2 separate regions of the Homo sapiens genome follow, and region 1 is linked to region 2. The links are chromatin contacts, found by Hi-C or POLR2A ChIA-PET in ENCODE. All regions are on one chromosome and are shown on one strand. The core of a region is the stretch at or near the end of the contact, and the rest is flanking DNA. Distances in the headings are between cores, read along the strand shown.

Region 1 (6,218 bases), core at 337-2,836, 130 kb after region 2:
TGGGCACCCTGATGCCACAACAGGTGAAATCAATGTCTGCTGTTTAAGCCCCCTGGTCTGGGGTGTTCTGTTACGGCAGCTGAGCAGACTGACAGCCGTTCAAACAGAAATGACCCTGACAGAAGAGAAGACACACACTGCCCAGGGCCATTCAAGGCACGAGAAGCAAAGGCTGCCATCATGAGCACAGAAGAGACTGAAAAAGACGATAAAGTAAGGTCAGGAAAATGTCAGCAAAGCTCCTTCCCTCTTTTCCTGCTGCTGTGCCTTCAAGGCCCAGGGCCTGGAGGGGACCTAAGGCTGCAAGGGGCTACCCGCTGGTCCCCAGGGGCAGCGTGCAGCACCAATGAGCCTCCTGAATGCCAGCCAGGCTGCCGCTCGCACACAACCAGGGCCTGCTGGAGGGGCGAGCGGAGGCGGGTGGGGCTGACCCTCCCACCGGCTCTCCATGGCACCAGCACACCCTGTGCGTTCCAGGCACAGGGAGAAAGCCCTTCCCTCCCTCACAAAGCTTTGATCCCAGTCAGAGGCAGGCACAGGGGCAGGACAGGGTGGGCACGGAGATGGGAGGGAGCGTGATGGGAGTTGGCACCCACTCCACAACCTCCACAAGCCCTGGTGATGGAAGCAGACAGGCAGGGAGATGGGGAGGACTTGGGGAAAAGTGGGGTGCGGGGTCGACAGCACAGAGGTGAGGCCCTGAGGTCCAGTTGCTGGGGCTTGGGGTGTGGAGGGGGAGGTAGGAGAGACCCAAGGGGAGGAATGAGGCCGGAGGGCAAGTCACCCGAGTGGCAGGAGGAGAGGCCCTGGGGGACAAGTGCTGGAATGGGCCGAGTCCGCAGGGCCACATGGCCAGGAGGGACCACTCTCAGCCTCCCCGCAGGCTCACACAGGGCACAGGCCTGAAAGCCCTGAGCCCTTCTGCCCCCCACACACCTCCACGTCCCGCAGGGAACCTGCCCCGAGAGCCTGCGCTGGCTGTGGGAGATGGGAAGGCCTCCCCAGGGTTCTTGGACCTCAGTCTTTTTGGCCGTGCTAAAAAAAATCCTAGGCCAGGCACGGTGGCTCATGCCTGTAATCCCAGCACTTTGGGAGGCTGAGGCGGGTGGATCACAAGGTCTGGAGTTCAAGACCAGCCTAGCTAAGATGGTGAAAGCCCGTCTCTACTAAAAATACAAAAATTAGCTGGGCATGGTGGCATGCACCTGTAATCCCAGCTACTCGGGAGGCTGAGGCAGAGAACTGCTTGACCCGGGGTGGTGGAGGTTGCAGTGAGCCGAGTCTCAAAAAAAAAAAAAAAAAAAAAAAAAAAGAAAGAAATCCTAGTGTCCACGTGGCCCTAAGGACGCGGCCATTACCACAAGCTCCTTAAATCCTTTGGAAAAGAAGTGTGTGAAGGGCAAAATAAACCTGCGTCTTTCCCCCATGGAGCGAGATGTCCTGTATCTCGTCTTCCTTCCGGGGTGGGTGTGGCTCGCCGCTTGGGGGTGCAAGGCCTTCTGACAGCGCCAGGATCTGGTGGCTCTCGTCACGCACCATCTGCAGTAAAGCCTGTGGCGGGAAAGCGCGTCAGAAGGGAGTTGCCTGCCACCCCACACAGCCACGCTCTACACCACCTGCGGCCCCGAGCTGCCGCCAGGACTCTGTGAAGGGCGGGCAGCTGTGGAGAGGGAGGGCACCGCCTCGGCTTCGTACAGGCGGCACCCACTTCTCAAGCTACAAGGTTTTCAAGCCCACCTCTCCCGACCTTCAGAGAGACAACACGGAAGCCAGGCTTGGAGTGAATTTCTCTATAAGCCACTCCAAAGATGGCCCCGCCACTTCCTCCACTCCACCTGCTCCCTGAGGGGGACACCGTCCCCCGCCTAAGCCTGGACAAAGCTCAGGGCAGGGCTTTAGGCCAATGTCCACAGCGAGATCACAAACATATCACACACTCCCTGCCCACCTGGGACGCTACGAGAAGGCCACACGATGGCCACCCAGGAGGCCTCTGTGCGTGGTCCGGCTGAGGCCAGTGCCGACCACCAGCGTGGGGTGAAGCTGCCTGTGCTGGGCACGGGGAGCAGAGAAAACCATCCCCAGCAGGCCCTGCCCACAGGTCTGTGAACACGAGGCGGCTGCTTTATCCCACCGATTACGCAGCAGCTGGTGTCCGGACACACACTTGACTGTCTCGCCAGAGAGGCTGAGGGGTAAGCAGACGGCCCTATGGAGAAGCTGGTGTCACGACCAGCCTAGAGCCCAGAGCCCAGAGGCTCAGCGCGGTCACCACCACATGAGCACACACCCAAGCACAGGACACGTCTGCATAAAAACCTGAAGAGAAAAATAATCTAATAAAGTCCAAAAAGAGGGAAATGCAAAATGAGGCAATGATGAAGCCTACGACGGGTGTGACTGACTGAAAATAGGCTTTCCTGTAATTTTAACGATATGCCAAAAAAGGTCAAATATTAACACTAAAGTGTGAAACCAAATTGCACACTATGTTCATCTCTAACAACTGAAAACACTTTTACTTTAAACATAACGTATGTGGCACAGGATGGATGCAAACTGAGGTCTGCGGCAGAGCAGGGTGGGGTTGAGGGGAGCGGGGTGGTGCGGGGAGGAGCGGAGACGGGGGGAGCAAGGCCGTGGCTGGGGGAGCAGGGTTGGGGGGGGCGCAGTGGGAGCAGGGCCGGGGGAGCAGGGCGGCGGGCAGGCCCTGAAGCTGCTTGGCCCCTCTCTTCCAGCTGCAGAGGACAGGCCATTTCCTTCTTTTTAATATGCTTTTCTAGATTCTGTATAGAGGAGAAAATGCATTTTAAAAAACATCTCTTACAAAGAAGAGATGCAGAGGCCCTGGGCCACAGCTTCCCGCCAGGTGACACGGGGCCCTTGCAGGTGGGTTCCCGTGAGGCCGGGAAGTGGGGCAGAGACCAGTGGGTACCTTAGAACATGGCCTGTGAGGCAGCCTGGGGGGTCCCACAGACACAATCACTAGGGCTGAGAAGGTTCTGCCATCTCCACACTCAGGACCAGGCGGCTCTGCCTGTCAGCAGTGGTGGTGGTGGCAGCGGCGGAGGCAGGGGAGTCCTCATTTCCTGAGCTCCAGCACCTACCCTGCCCACTTATGGCTCAATTCCAGGCACGGCCAGAGGTGGCCAAGAGTGGCCGGGGCCCCACCCGTGCTCAGGACCTCTCAGCCTCCTCAGCATAGGGACCACAGGGGCTATTAGAGCGTCGACCACACTCTTGGCGTCTGTGGCTGCATCTGAGCAGTGGGTGTCCCCCACGCGCCTGGAGCCACCTCCAAGTGGGGCAAGCACCCAGCTCCACTCAGTTCCCCACTGCGGCGTCAGTGTGGGCACAACCCCAGGGCTCCACACTCTAAAACACAGGCCAGAAATTAAGACAATAAAGGAAAACCCTGAGTTTGAAACAGTCTGAGACATCCATGAAAAAAACTCCTTGTGATTTTCAACTGGACTTGGGACCTTTCAAAGCTGGAGGTGCTCCCTGGACAGCAGTTCCTCCTCTTCCTCCTCCTCCCCTCTCCCCTCCCCCTCCCCCTCCTCCCCTCCCACTCCCCCTTCTCTTCCTCCTCCCCTCCCCCTCCTCATCCCCCTCCCTTCTCTTCCTCCTCCTCCCCTCTTCCCCTCCCCCTCCCCTTCTCTTCCTCCTCCTCTCCCCCTCCTCCTCTGCTTCGCAGCTGCTGCCTCAAGGGCTACAGGAGGCCTTTCCTGCCTTTTGTGCTTTTCTTTTTAAATTATGAAACCTAAGTATGAAGAGTTAACATTAATCAAATTTATTCCTTAAAAATCAGGAATTCTAATATTAGGTTGTTTTCCATAGGAAACACTAACAGAAACATCTCCTTGACGTTTTATATTGTATAAAAATTTGAGGCCAGGCGCTGTGGCTCACACTGTAATCCCAGCACCTTGGGAGGCTGAGGTGGGCAGATTACTTGAGCTCAGGAGCTCAAGACCAGCCTGGGTAACATGGCAACACTCCATCTTTACAGAAAATACAAAAATTAGCTGGGTGTGGTGGCTCACGCCTGTAATCCAAGCTGCTTGGGAGGCTGAGGTGGGAGGATCGTTTGAGCCCAGGAGGCAGAGGTTGCAGTGAGCTGTGACTGCACTGCTGGGTGACAGAGTGAGACTCTGTCTCACCAAAAAAAAAAAAAGGAAATGCAAAGAAGATATAAAAAACTGATTAAAAAAAAAATCTCCAATTTCCATGTTTAAGAAAGTAAAATAAGTTTTTTTATTTTAATGAAAAAAAGAGGTTTAACTGACTCAGTTCTGACAGAGAGGGGTCTTACTATGTTGCCCAGGCTGGTCTTGAACTCCTGGGCTCCAACGATCCTCCTGTCTCAGCCTCCCGAAGTGCTGGGATCATAGGCATGAGCCACCGTGCCCAGCCAAATAAAGTAAAACAAGTTTTATTCTGAATGCAGTAAGTCCTCACTTAACGTCATGGATGGGTTTTGGAAACCGCGACTTTTAAACGCATGTAACAAAGGCACCCTCAGGGCCCTCTGAGACAACGGGAGCTGCGGCCAGCAGCACAGGAGTGTCCTTCCTACAAGGTCAGTTTCCAGGAACCTCGGGGCAACGCTAAGTGAGGACTTACTGCGCAGTCTCAGAAGAGGTTTCACTGATGTGAAGACTGTTTTGTTTGGGAATATGTTTACCACTTGACTAAGCTCCTGTAGTGGCATCATTCTATCACTCACTTGTTTAGCCAAGTTTTTGTCAATGGTTTTGCCATAAAATGATCTGCTAAACTGGGAGAGGAAAGAAAACCTATGAAAAGTTCCACAAAATTCTGCCTTCAAGGTTGATTCCAAGGAGGCTGAGTGGCTTCTCTCCCATCGTCTGAAGAGAACTCGGCTCAGTCCTAGAGCACTGCGGCGTCTGGTGCCTCGGCTTCTCTACAGGGCACAGGCAGGAGGGAGGCACAGGCGGGAGAGAGGCACAGGCCGGCTCTGCGACTCGGGGCAACACCACCTGCCCACGGGCTCACAGGACCCTCCCTGCCCAGATGGGAGGCGGCCACCTAAGGGGCCAGTGCAGGGCTGGGTGGGCGGCTTCCGGGGCCACCGTGGGGCTGCCTCCCGTGAGTCATTAAAATGCAGGTGCTCAGAGGCACCCAGGAAAAGCTGGCCCTCCAAGGCTCTCCCCGGCAAGGCAGGACACAGGGCTTGGGGGATGCCCCGAGGCTGCACATGTGAAGCTGTGAGGGCCGCCCCTGCCAGCCATACCTTCACGTGCTTCGGACGCACTTCCTTCTCCTTCATGGCTTCCGGCAGCGGCTGAAACCTTCCAGAGATGGAAGCAGGGGTCACAGGACCAGCAGTTTGAGCCTCAGGGCCTCCTGACCCCGGGCTCAGTCTTGCTCCAAAACCCGAGCCGTCACCTAAAAACACCACAGGGTCAGGGTCCCACCCACAGCTCTCCAGGGGGTTCCCCAGGGGACGCACTGCAGAGGCAGGACAGGGGTGATCGGCCCGCAGTCCCCAGCGACAACCACACCGTGATTCTGCTCACGGAGAAAACACTGATGGCCCCAAAAATGCTTCATAAAAACATAACCCTGGTGAGAAAGACGCACGTCAAGTAAGAAAACGCAACTTCACAGGTTGAGAACATCACCTGAGTCCCTGATTCCAGCGCCAATCTTAGGGGACCTCTGCTCACTTCTCCAGACGTGGCCCCCAAAGACTCCACAAAACCCAGATGGCCTGGGCAAGCTCAAGAGCAGCGGGACGTGCGGGGCCTGCACCCTCCACGCCAGCCACGGAGATAAGGCAGGCAGCGGACGGGCATCCAATGACTGCTCAGGAAACGCTGACCGTGCCTGCCATGGGGTCCCTGCGGTGCAGCTCCTGTGTCAGGTGGGCATGGGGTCTCAAGGAGGAAAATTCAAAACCTCCCAGGGCCCTGGTCCATCCCAGAGACCTGCAGCTGCGCCAGCCCACAGGGAGGGGGGCGCTTTGGAAACTGAGGCAGGATCGTGTAAGGGACACGAGACCCAGACGAGGAGGAGGCGCCCTGGAAAAAGGGTGTTAGACTTCAAAACAGGAGGATGAGGATGCCAGCGAGACGGGGCCCCCGTGTGGACAAAGCTCCCTGGGGAGCGGAGGCTGCAGCACTTGGGCACCTGGGGGATGATGCCCCGGCACAGCCTGCTGAGCAGAGGGCACACTGGGGAGGAGTAGAGGC
Region 2 (6,047 bases), core at 3,548-6,047:
TCCTGCCTCAGCCTCCTGAGTATCTGGGATTAGAGGCACCTGCCACCATGCCCAGCTAATTTTTTGTATTTTTAGTAGAGACGGGGTTTCACCACGTTGGCCAGGATGGTCTCCATCTCTTGATCTTGTGATCCACCCGCCTCGGCCTCCCGAAGTGCTGGGATTACAGGCGTGAGCCACCACGCCCCGCCTGAAAAATTTTAATTGAGCTATTGACTCCCAGCAAGGTAAGAGATTCTTCAAAGCCACCAGTTCCTGTAAGCTAGACAGTCATAAATCAGAAAGTTTAGACATAACCATAATGCATCAGAAAACGCATTACTCTCAGGCTAATCACATCTTAGCATTTATTGGTATTTAACACAAATCTTAAGAAGCAAAATTGTTGCTTTGTGCTTTGCATAAGAAGGACCTGTCAGTTTAAATCTGCATCTGACATCCTTTCTGTCCACTCCTCCTGATTTCTAGGGGCTGAAGCAAACAAGATTTCAGAGGACCTACCTTCACTCCCGCTAATATCCCAGTGGTTGACACGCTGAAGTCCAAGTATGCGAGGACATCGGGGGAGGGGGGCCTGAAAACGCTTGCTATCTTCTTTTTTGGGATGTCATCTGTTAAACAGGAGACACCAGCAACATTAGTGTTCCCACATGTATTCTGAACGCTCTGGGCTTTCACAGGCAAGAGGCGACACATGATTTGTCCTTGGGAGTCCTGCAGAGAGTGAGCTCAGACGGGAGTGGGGCCGTGACGATGCAGGCTGTGCGTGCTCAGGAAAGCGTATTTCATTCTTCATGGAAACGCTACCCGGTCCCACCAAGACCACACTGAGCCTGTGGGGATGGGGGACGAGGCAGGGCGAAGAGGGGAGGCATCACGTCACTGACCAGTAGGAAAGATTAGAGGACTAGGGATTTGCCAAAAGTCACAGAGCCTATGGCAAAGCCCAGATGAGCCGAGTCCCGACCACAGCAAGAATAGCTGTGGACGGGCTCTGGGTTCTGCGTGCTTCATCAAGTTCTCGTGGCCCCATGAGCCAGACACCACTGCCTCCCTGGGTGCAACTGGACACAGGCTCAGCAGGGCAGGCACCGCTCCCCTTGAGGCAAGCCCGTGAGGCTTTGGGGCCCTGGCCAGCTGTTTGGCTCTGAGCCTGCCCTCCCCTACACCAGCTGCCCTGGCCCAGCCCCATCCAGCCCAGGCTGAGACAGGTCCACGGCAGAGGGGAGCCAGGGGGGTTTCTGACCCTCACCCTGTTGGCCCTCAGCATTTCATGGGGCATGACAGCATTCACCAATGATGGGGACAGGGATGCTGGAGTGGCGGCATGCGGTGGGAGCTGTGTCCTCAAAGCGTTTGCAGAAAGCCTCAGAGAGCTGCCAGCCCCCATGCCAGTAGGAGGCGGGTGAGAGGGGCAAGGCTGTGCTCCACACCACTTGGGACTGGGTGCGGCTGCTGTGGGCTGAGTGGAGCGTGGGTTTACACATGGGACAGGGACCCCTACTCCCCACCAGGGCCCGGGGCACCCCCTGCTGTCAGCCAGGCTCCTGCCAGGACTGCTCTTGCCTCACGTGTGTTTTTGGACGGCAGCCAGGCCACACCACACCTACAACAAAGAAAGGAAAAGGGACTGGTCCTGGGCAGTGCGAGGACACGCACCTGTGTCTAGGATGGTGGGCCAGGTCCTGATGTCCACGGCAGCAGCAGCCTCCTTGGACCTGAGCAGCCGTGTGACAGCCTGCGTGGTGAGGACGCATGCAGACTTGCTGACCTGCATGGCGAGGGGCCAAGGGTGGGTGGGCGGGGCCTCTCAAGCTGCCCAGAAAAGGGGGCAGCGGAGGGCAGCCTTGCAGCCTCCCACTCACAGACTCTGACCCGCGGGCCAGGTAGGCGCACCTCCACGATCATCTTGACGGTGGGCAGTGTGGTGCCGAGGTTCTGAGGGTGCGGGGGCCGCACGGTGACAGGCACGCAGCCACAGTACAAGCAGCCATAGAACGCGGCAATGAGGTCCACCCCTGTGGAGACAAGGACTGGCTGTGAGGAGGCCGGCCGCAAGAGGCTCCCACCAGCCTCTGTTCACTGTTCCTGCGAGAGAGGAGGGGAGGTGGTGCTGGGGGGGCATGGGTGACTCCTGGGTTTCCACAGGGGTAGCTGAGCTGAGGAGGCAGACACATGCAGAGAGGAGGGGCTGAGCTTAGTTTTGGAAGATGCTTCGGGGAGGGAGTGTCTAGGGGGCTGCTTAGGATAGGAGGCTGCTTACAAAGAGCTGCAGGTGGACAGCCCCACAGTGAGCCCACCTGGTGGGTAGACCAGAGCCACATGGTCCCCAACACTCAGTCTTCCCTTCTCCATCAGAGCCGCGGCCACTCTCTCAGCCCTTTTGTGCAGCTGGACACAGGTTGCAGTGCTTGTGACGGTGCCCTAGGAAAGCGATCTTTGAGCTCATCTGTATGCTGGTGCGTGCAGGTGGGCTGTTCGCAGATCTGCGTGCACACCACCTGCACGCCACTGCACACGACACCTTGTGATTAGCGTCCATGATAATGACAATGTGTCAGTCCTAGACGTACGGCTGGTGTCTTTTTTTTGGTAGAGATGGGGTTTCACCATGTTGGCCAGGCTGGTCTCGAACTCCTGACCTCAAGTGATCTGCCCGCCTCAGCCTCTCAAAGTGCTGGGATTACAGGCATAAGCCACCGCACATGGTCCACGACTGGTGTCTTTTCTCACCATCTGTACTCTCTCACTAGCAGTGAAGGGACAGGCATGCAAGTATCTCCTGTGTGGTCCCAGCTAAGAGGGAGAGATGCGGGCACTCCATTCACCCAGGGCAGAGCCAGAAACACGTGGGTAAAGAAGACCTTTCTGGCCTTTTCAATAAAATATTCCATACGACACCATTATAAATACATAATAAGCGATAAGCAAACATCCCTGAATTGTACTACTTTCCATGCCCACAGGTCACCTGCACTGAGCCTGGGCGTGTGTCATCTGCAACCGGCTTTCTCAGAGGCATCTGTGTGTCTCCTCTAGGACTGACTACACCAGCTCCTTCATTCACCCTGTCTCTCTGCTGAGGGGCACTGGGGCTATGTGACCAGTTCAAGGCAAACAGAAATACCTGGTAACCCTACCTCTCTGCTCAGGACACTCATCCTCCCTGATCCCCTGCCAGGCCTCGCAGCTTTTTTAGTCCTTCTTAAGAAGATAAAAAGTGCAATTCAGTCTAATAAATATAAAACTCCAGAGCAGACCAGTGTAACATCAAAACTCCCTGTTTCTCGATTGGTGGCTTCTACTGACAGAAGGCAGTGGAAGAGAGAGACCAGTGGACGCACTTATGTGCTGTGTCCAGGCACAAGGGCTGGGCAGATCCTGAGATTCCAAATCCCGGAAGCTTTGCCAGTCCATATGAGTCAGGGCCCCATCAGGACAGAACCTGAGATCTGGACTGGGACTCAAAGCCCGCAAGGTCTGGGATCCCACTGCATCCTTAGGGAAAACCCAGCGACCCCCAGCCTTATCTGCATCCCCTACCTGGGACCACCTGGCCCCCACCACACTGGCCTCCTTTCCTGCCTTGAGCCACTGGGCATCATTCTTCATAGCCCCTGCTACCCAGTTCCATTCAAAGCCCCCTCCCCAGCACTCCAGGTTACATCACTCCACTGTATTGATACTGAGGTTCACACCATAAGCTGATTTTACCTTGGTCAATGATAAATCACTGGCTGGTTTGTAGGCTTTAGAACTCAATCAATCATAAAATAAATGTTTACTGGGCATGGTTCTAGATGCTTCCAATACACCAGAAAAACAAAGTCTCTCTCCTACGGAACTTGTTTTCTAGCAGGAAAGACTGATTTTAAGCCTCCTGAGAGTAGGGGTCCTTTTAATCTTATTACTGTGCACTGTGCACATTGTAGGCATCATTAAGTATTTTTTTAATTCGAATGAGCAGCACCAAGAGCTAGAAGAGCATATTCTAAGCCACAGTGACCTACTCTTTACGACACCAAAGCTTAAGAGTTCTTACAGCTTGTATGGTGCGTGGGACAGGAAGCCTTGCAGGGTTTTAAGTTATTTAACTTTCTGTGTTTCCGCATTTCGCATTCCTGCCCACAACCTGAATATGAAGATTACAGCTTCTCCTTCTTGACATCCTGAATGTTCCTAGCACAGTGGAATGCACACAACAGGAACTTGAAACACATGAGAATTTCCAAATCAGCAGCAGGAGCAGGGCAGGAAGCAACATTTGTCATTTAAAAGCTGTAACCAAATGTAGAAATTCTAAATGGCTAATTTTTTACAAAATAAACATTTCCTTTTAGCTCACAAACTTAGGAATATTTACATGTATACTGTTTTTAATTTTAAAAACTTGAGCTGATAAAAATTTTCCTGCTAAACACAAAATCAATAGAAATACTATTGTGTGAAATGTGTGGAAAACAAGAAAGGAAAGGGCAGGCAGCGAGAACCGCACCAGACAAGGGGGCTGAGTCCACAGGCACCCTGCTCTCTACGCATGAGAACAACCAGGACGGGGGCTGAGTCCACAGGCACCCTGTTCTCTAAACATGAGAACAACCAGGACACTGGCACCATGAACTAGACAAGCAAAGGGCTCCACCGGCCCACAGGTGTTTCCAAGCCCCGTGGGCGTGACACTGCCTCACCTTGGCGTTCAGCAGCAAGAACAGCGGGTGGTCAGGAGTGGTGTGGGCACGCCACTGCAGCACGTCAGCCAGGAACAGGAACTGCACGAGAGGGCGACTTGCTCACTGGCGCCTCCGGGGCACAGACACCCGTCCACCCGTCCCCGGAACTGGCCTGTCACCTTCCGTGCCTGGTCGCTGTCCTCCAGGTGGGCGAGCTCTCTCCCGGAAGCCTGAGCGATTCTCTTCCCAGCAACCAGGTTCCCCACGATCATTGAGGCTGGTCCAACCTCTAGAAACGGGGGAACTCTGAATGAAAAGCTGGTGACTTCTCATATATAAACATCACGTGATTTTATTTACAATTTTTATTTTGAAAACATACTTGAATGAGGCATTTAACTCTTCTACTGAGATACAAATATTCAGAAAGCTAGCTACAAGGTTTATGCTAAGTGACAAAGAGAATTTCTCTCTTGAACATAAACTACGCCTTATTGAGAAGTTTACTACACGACGCATCTCAGAGGATACGATTTGGCCTCAGTCACAGCAAAATTCTTAACATATTTTGTTTTACTGTACTTTATGTATAAATCAGGAAATTAAATCTTCCTGATGAAATGTATTTAGTGATATGTGTTCAATAATTAATAAAAAAAAACTTTGGCATGTACTAAAAATCAACAGGACCAAAGAAATGAAAAATTGCATTAAAGTTAAACCAGTCTCTAAAATTAGCTTTTAAATGTATAAAATGAGGGAAGGCAAGTTGGCCGTTTGCTGAGAGATTTCCGAGGCCACACAGACACTGGGTGATGTGATGTGTCCAGCTCGTCCAGCTCCAGGATGATCCTGGGCAGCATTTCTAGCCCTAGGGAGCCATCTCCTAGCCATGCAAAGCTAAGATGCCATCCTTGAGTTTATCATTAAAATTGGTTCCTAACAGGCAGGTGGAAACCACCATGCAGGTGATGTGGTTAAGTTCCCCCATGCGTGGCTGGTTCCAGGAAGGCGGGAGGTGGCACCATTCTGGGGTGCACACTCGCTCTGGCTCTTGACCCCAGCCCCAAAGACGTGGGCAGTTGGCACTGGAGGTCTAGCAGGGCCGCACCCTAACCACAAGCACCGCTGTTACCACTGTTAGACTAGAGAGCATCCTGTTGTTAGGTTCAACTAACCTGGTTGTTTCTGACGAGGTTTGGGGAGGTTGGTAACACAGGTGTGAGGGCACATCAGCACATTACACGGGTGCAGCGTCCCTTCCAGAAAGCGCTGTTTGGTTTCAGAAATGTGAATCCCTCCGAGAGGAGCCTTGGGCAAGGTGTTGGCAGGAACCAGGGCCAGACAGTACACGCCCACCTGGTGGATGCTATCAAT

Evidence for each region. A loop is a pair of places that touch in the nucleus more often than their neighbours do. ChIA-PET counts read pairs that join two places held with the same protein, here RNA polymerase II (POLR2A).
Region 1: a map of CD8-positive, alpha-beta T cell shows a loop between it and region 2 (2.4-fold over the local background). The contact joins two enhancer-like sites. A Hi-C loop is called at or near these places in 1 of 168 maps with a recorded cell type or tissue (CD8-positive, alpha-beta T cell). POLR2A ChIA-PET finds 5 or more read pairs at or near these places in 5 of 52 experiments (K562, SK-N-SH, activated CD8-positive, alpha-beta T cell and 2 more).

The regions. Positions count from the first base shown.
Region 1 is chr21:46,421,164-46,427,381 of GRCh38, reverse strand. PCNT (pericentrin) reads right to left here. Exons shown (of 47, transcript NM_006031.6): 32 at 5,258-5,412; 33 at 1,411-1,551. Among named protein-coding and RNA genes, the nearest start is that of DIP2A, 35 kb to the left of the region's middle. RefSeq lists enhancers at 1-415, 416-917, 4,531-5,036, 5,037-5,543, 5,544-6,050. Within about 2 kb of position 1,586, at least 6 of the 41 ENCODE cell types and tissues checked have a DNase peak (open chromatin) inside an H3K27ac peak, as active enhancers do; they include CD8-positive, alpha-beta T cell, where a contact is called at or near this core.
Region 2 is chr21:46,550,546-46,556,592 of GRCh38, reverse strand. It overlaps DIP2A (disco interacting protein 2 homolog A), which reads right to left. Exons shown (of 38, transcript NM_015151.4): 23 at 5,849-6,047; 24 at 4,850-4,959; 25 at 4,689-4,769; 26 at 2,301-2,424; 27 at 1,897-2,018; 28 at 1,660-1,771; 29 at 502-611. Among named protein-coding and RNA genes, the nearest start is that of S100B, 52 kb to the left of the region's middle. Within about 2 kb of position 4,797, at least 15 of the 41 ENCODE cell types and tissues checked have a DNase peak (open chromatin) inside an H3K27ac peak, as active enhancers do; they include CD8-positive, alpha-beta T cell, where a contact is called at or near this core.